2 separate regions of the Homo sapiens genome follow, and region 2 is linked to region 1. A link is a contact called in ENCODE POLR2A ChIA-PET data. All regions are on one chromosome and are shown on one strand. The core of a region is the stretch at or near the end of the contact, and the rest is flanking DNA. Distances in the headings are between cores, read along the strand shown. Region 1 has its middle 110 kb from the start of SCAF8. Region 2 holds the start of TMEM242 (transmembrane protein 242).

Region 1 (2,927 bases), core at 403-2,902:
ATCTAAAAGACGGCGATGATAAAGCACATGACATCGTATACACTCTGTTCTTTTGACTTTTAAATTCTCCTTAAATATAAACCCTAGCTAAGGCTGCCAAGAAGTTTGGCAAAGGTCAGCCTGGTTTGATTCTTTCTAAGTGGGCGAAACCAGAATTACTGGCCTTACAAATTATTTTGGTCTCCATGAACAGTTCCTCTTCTCTAACATTAAGTTCATCTTCTGGCCAGGCACAGTGGCTCACACCTGTAATTCCAGCACTTCGGGAGGCCGAGGCAGGTGGATCACTTGAGGTCAAGAGTTCAAGACAAGCCTGGCCAACATGGTGGAACCCTGTCTCTACTAAAAATACAAAAATTAGCTGGGTGTGGTGGCACTTGCCTGTAATCCCAGCTACCGGGGAGGCTAAGGAAGAAGAATCGCTTAAACCCAGGAGGCAGAGGTCGCAGTGAGCCAAGATCGCACCACTGTACTCCAGCCTGGGCAACAGAGCAAGAATTTGTCTCAAAAAAAAAAAAAAAAAGTTCGTCTTTAGTGTTTATTCAAATGTGTCTGAATTGTCTGGCCCACTAATACTTCCCCTTTAATGAGAATGCAGTTCCTTGCCAGAAGTCCCATTTGGATAATTTACTTTTTCTTTGTTGATCATATCAAGCAAATCACTCCAAATAATAATACTTTAATAACATAGTTCTTTCCAGGAAATGTCATCTTGCTGATGGCATCTAAAGCTGGATATTATTAAAATCTGAATTTTTTCCAACCTGGCTGCGCTGCGGTTTAACACCCCTTGAAGAGAGACAACATGGAGAGATGATCTGTCTTGTGATCAGTATTTCAGGTTGGTGGTCAGATAAAAGCTCTGAGAGAACTCTTTCCAAGGATTTTCTGTGCACGCTCAAATTTCTTCTTCTGTGTTGATTCAAGCCGTTATTTCAAGCTAAAGTACCTCTGTAAAAACAGGCCATTGAGGCAGTTCAGAATTAAATAGAAAAATTTTTTTTCATTTATTTTCACTTTCTGACAATGTATAATTTAAATCACTTTATTAGCCCTTAATGAATGGGATAATTAACTAGTGCAAAACCTAATGCAAAATCATTATAAAAGGTTCTATTCCAAAATAAAAGCATTTGCCTCCATCTTGTTTTTCATCTACGTTTATTCCATGTGTTGTGATGTTTGCCCATCACACAGAAAAGAGATTCTCCTGAATTAAAGGAGATGGAGTTCATTTTGATGAATGACACAAAATCTTTGCAAGTTAATATTTGTTTCCAAGATAACATTGTAGAGCACACTCAGTGAATATATCCCTTCTCAAAAAAAAAAAAAATGGAAAGAAGTACTTCTTTGGCAGTAAATGGATAACAAGAAAGAAAGGTTAGAGTCTAGGGAAACAATGTTTCACCTTAATGTCGGGATGTGTTGGCTACAATTACCGAATACCCAATCAAAAATAACAAGTAATATAGGAATTTCTATCTCACCTAACCAGAAGTCTGTTACAAGGTAGGATGGTATAAGGCTGATACAATAGCTCAGCAGTCTCAGCTCTGAGTCAGGTAATATCCAGTGAATACTTTATTCATTCTTCATCCAACATGTCTTTAGATATGCCCTTGGGCTTCCTCTGTGCCAGCCCAGGTGCTAGGAGACCATGGCACAGTGCTGGCTTGGGGCCTAGTACAGTCCAAGGTTCTATGGCTGATACAAACAAAAGGTAAGATAGAGTCTTTGTTGTTGAGAAGCTAACTCGCTTTTTATCAGGAAAAGGCTGATATATACATGAAATAAAACAGTCTGACACAATAGTCAGGCATTTATTTGATTGTCACACATTGTACACATCTGGATGGATAGAGGCAAGCATAAAGCAGAAAGAGAATGTTCTGGAAAGTTACTGAGTAGCTCACAAAACTAACTGGAAGGCTGAAGGACTACATTTGGAAAACAACACAAAACCCAAGGTTTTCACAACCAGGATCACATACAAGGAACTGCTTGGGTGCAAAGTCACCACCAGATATCAGGTACAAGACATTGCCAAGATCTGGATGAATTTTGAAGTGTCCTTCTTTTGTGGCGTTGCCTGCCTCAGCACTAAGAGTTCACACCTACTGTGAGCATACTGCCTATGAAGCCCAGTTCTAAGCAAGCTACCTTTATCTCAGTTCATACTTATGATGCGTTAGGGTGTTCTTGCATTGCTATAAAGGAATACCTGCGACTGGGTAATTTATAAAGAAAAGAGGTTCAGTTGGCTCAGGGTTCTGCAGGCTGTACAAGCATGGCATCTGCATCTACTCCACTTGCAGGGAGGGCTCAGGGAACGTCTACTCAGGGTGGAACGTGAAGTGGGAGGAGGCACATCATATGGCCAGAGCAGAAGCAAGAGAGAGAGTGGTGGGGGGTGGGGCTGCAACACACTTCTAAACAACCATATCTCGCGAGAACTCACTCAGTATCGTGAGGGCAGCACCAAGCCATGAGAGATCCACCCCTATGACCCAAACATCTCCCACCAGGCCCCACCTCCAACACTAGGAATTACATCTCAACATGAGAGTTGGAGGGGACACCCAAACTCTATCACATGATAACCCTCTGAAGAAGCTAATTGTCCCTTGACCAGGCACAGTGGCTCACACCTGTAATCCCAGCACTTTGGGAGGCCAAGGTGGGCAGATCTCTTGAGGTCAGGAGTTCAAGACCAGCCTGGCCAACATGGTGAAACCCTGTCCCTACTAAAAACACAAAAATTAGCTGGGCGTGGTGGCAGGTTCCTGTAATCCCAGCTACTCAGGACACTGAGGTGAGAGAATCACTTGAACCTGGAAGGCGGAGGTTCAGTGAGCAGAGATCGCACCACTGCAGTCCAGCCTGGGCGACAGAGCAAGACTCTATCTAAAAAAAAAAAAAAAAAA
Region 2 (3,300 bases), core at 84-2,583, 2.7 Mb after region 1:
AGTGGTGTTATCTGGGCTCACTACAACCTCAGCCTCCTGGGTTCAAGTGATTCTCCTGCCTCAGCCTCCCGAGTAGCTAGGACTACAGGAGTGCCACACCACACCTGGCTCATTTTTGTATTTTTAGTAGAGATGGGTTTTCGCCATGTTGGCCAGGCTGGTCTCAAACTCCTGACCTCAGGTGATCTGCCCCTCTCGGCTTCCCAAAGTGCTGGGATTACAGGCATGAACCACGATGCCTGGCCCAAATTTAGATTCAAAGTCATGTTGTGAATAGGAAATGTACCAGATAAGCTTTCAAAGTCTTGTTCCGCTAAAATTTAAGAAAGCACATAAGTACATCCTTCTAAATGAAAATAAAGACTTGGTTAATTTGTACATTTCTAGAATCCATGAGCGTATATAAATTCACATCTTAAAGCAATGTGAAAGACCATCAATATTTTATTTTTTCTACGCAAAAGCTGCCATATATTGTAAACAATAACAATGCTATGAATGGATTTCAGTGTCACCAACCTTATTGAACCATTCAGGGCTTTTCTTTTTAGCCAATGATAATGTTGTAATAAATCCAGCTAGCATTCCCGCTGCAGCAACGGTACCAAGGAAAATTCCACCTGCCAAGAGTTTCGGGGAGGAGGGGGGATATTAAAAAAAATTAAATAAAAAGAGGTTAAAAAGATGTACAAAAGTAAGTTTAAGATACTATTCGAGTTACAATCAAAATCACTTTTGAAATTCAAGAAACCATGGCTAAGCAGCTCTTGCTAACAGTAAATGACAGCGGCTGAGAAACACGCGTGACCGCACGACCTCTGGTTCCTTGGGTCATTCCGAATTATTATTCCCGAGCGCAGAGAAAAGGTTCAGCTTCCCTTCCCCTCTCCCCTGGGACCACAGCGTGAAGTTTCTCACGGGGAGGAGAAGAGACGATGGCAATCAGAAAAGGCAAGGCTCTAGAACAATTGCAGAGGTGACGGGGAAATATGGCACGCCCGGGAGAATAGCTCGCGGGATCTGCCCCCCGCCCCGCCCAAGGGGAGACTCCACCCAGTAAGCGACCTACCCTCCCTGGGCCGCCAGACTCCGCGGGCTAAACTCAGGGGCAAGCACAAGCTAAGGGCTCTCAGAGCGGGATGTGTGTGGGAATGCCCGCTCCAGAGCAAGCCAGGGTCCGGGGTTAACTCACCCCGACGCCCGCACCTCACCACAGCACATCTTACCTTTAACCAGGAAAAGCCGGTCATTCGTGGACCCCGGAGCCTCCAGCCCAGAGGCCGGCTGCCCAGTTGCAGCGCCCGCTGTCTCCATGTTTAGGTCGCCTCTAGTGCGTCCGTCCCCAACTGGGCCCGGGTGGAAGCGAGAACCAGGCGGAGGAGAAAGGTTCCGCTACCGCCTCCTCCTGTGCAATCTGAAGAAGGGTCCGGAGTGCGGCCGCTGTCCCCAAACCCTCCTCCCGCGCCGGGGCCGGGAAGACGTGCTGTGCCCAGCCCCAGGGGCGATGCCCTCCAAGGCCGTCTCTTAGGGAGGATCTTTTGATTTCTCCAAGGAGATCATTGCTGGACTTAAGTGATTACTTTGGCTGTTTGAAAGAACGCTCAGCCCCGACTGTAGGAGGCAGTGAGGGTCGCAGATTGCGCCAAGATTCCAGGCCCCGCCTGTGAGACCCTGGAGCTCATTTTCCTGATCAAGCTTACATTGTGTCCAACGATTTGGCCAGCGCTAACACTCCACGATTCTAAAACGCAAGCCTAGGTCTTCTGTCTGTACTTTTCTAGGTAACTTCCCAACAGTGTTGAGGAATAAGTGACAGGCTTTCTCCCTGGAGGAGAGCCAGCCACCCGGTTCTGCGGTGACGGGTACCTCCGCCGCGGTGTGAGTGCTCGGCCTCCGTCGGGAAGTGGAACACTCACAGGATGACCGAATGAAAGTACCACCCCCGAAAGGAGAGCGACGCCCGCTGGAAGCGCTTGCAGAGCTGCCGGCAACGTTGACCGCTAGCAAGCTTGGTCTTCCGCTGGGAGGCTGGTTTGCCCATTCTGTAAATGGCCGTGGAGAGGAGGAGGCTAGTGGTGATAGAAAATCTTTTCAGCCTCTCAGAGAACAATGACATCTTGTAAAATAAGGCGGTCTCTCTGCTATTTGTCCTGCCCCCCATCACCGGAGGGCATGAGTTTCCTGAGGATGGAGATGGGACTCTATGTTCAGTTTATATCCCCCAGCTTTCAGATATTAACTGGTTACCAACATCAAATGCATGTTGGATGAATGAGTAAATGAATGCATCCATTTTTGCGTCAGTGAAGTGCAGTTAATAGCTCAAACCTGGGCTCGGGTCCTAAACCGCTTCTCAGGTGTGTGAACTTGGGGTAACTTAGCCCCTCTATAGCTCAGTTTCCTCACCTGTAAAATTTAAAAACTGGTAGTAGGCCAGGCGCGGTGGTTCACGCCTGTAATCCCAGCACTTTGGGAGGCTGAGGCAGGTGGAGATCAGAAGTTCGAGATCAGCCTGGCCAACATGGTGAAACCCCGTTTCTACTAAAAATACAAAAATTAGCGGAGTCTAATGATGCGGGACTGTAATCCCAGCTACTCGGGAGGCTGAGGCAGGAGAATGGCTTGAACCTGGGAGGGAGAGGTTGCAGTGAGCCGAGATCGAGCCGTTGCACTCCAGCCTGGATGACAAGAGTGAAACTCTGCCATCCACCCCATCCCGCCCCCCCCACACACAAAAACTGATAGTACCTAACTCATAGGATTACTGTGAGAATTAAATGAAGCAACATCTATAAAGAAGTTAGCACAGTGCCTGGCACATATAAATATTCAATACATGTTAGCTCTAACTATTACCACCTTTGATTCCAGTAGCTATTTTGCAGCATTGCCTATGGGGATTTTTAAAAATGATGGATTATCAAGGTCTATCTACCACGGGAGATTAGAGCTCTGAAGGCCCGCGGGTGGCAGGGCAGAATGTAAAAGCTCCGTGGGGTTTCTGATGATAAAAAACTACTGCTCTGTTCAAATTTTTGTGTGGATGAGATCACACAGAATGTATGTGACCTTTGGATTTCCTGGAAACACGTCAGTATCTGAAAGGGCTTTTAAGCTGGTAAATGCTGTGCTAATTTGTTGAAGGACCTATCCTTTTTCCTTCCCCTCATACATAACAGTAACCATAGCTGCTAACATGTATTGAGTGCTTTCTATATATCTGACATTGCACTAAGTGCTTCAAGTACATTATCTCATTTATTCCTCTCCATAAACTCAGAAAGACTAACTTGCTCAAGC

The links. ChIA-PET counts read pairs that join two places held with the same protein, here RNA polymerase II (POLR2A).
Region 2: POLR2A ChIA-PET joins it to region 1 with 10 read pairs in activated CD4-positive, alpha-beta T cell. The contact joins the promoter of TMEM242 here to the enhancer-like site in region 1. POLR2A ChIA-PET finds 5 or more read pairs at or near these places in 2 of 52 experiments (H1 and activated CD4-positive, alpha-beta T cell).

What each region holds. Positions count from the first base shown.
Region 1 is chr6:154,621,184-154,624,110 of GRCh38, forward strand. No RefSeq gene overlaps it. Among named protein-coding and RNA genes, the nearest start is that of SCAF8, 110 kb to the right of the region's middle. Within about 2 kb of position 1,653, at least 2 of the 41 ENCODE cell types and tissues checked have a DNase peak (open chromatin) inside an H3K27ac peak, as active enhancers do.
Region 2 is chr6:157,322,186-157,325,485 of GRCh38, forward strand. TMEM242 (transmembrane protein 242) reads right to left here and starts at 1,334. Exons shown (of 4, transcript NM_018452.6): 1 at 1,227-1,334; 2 at 520-620. The coding sequence starts at 1,314. It overlaps TMEM242-DT (TMEM242 divergent transcript), which reads left to right and starts at 1,449. Exons shown (of 1, transcript NR_187268.1): 1 at 1,449-2,292. RefSeq lists enhancers at 1,097-1,436, 1,617-2,046.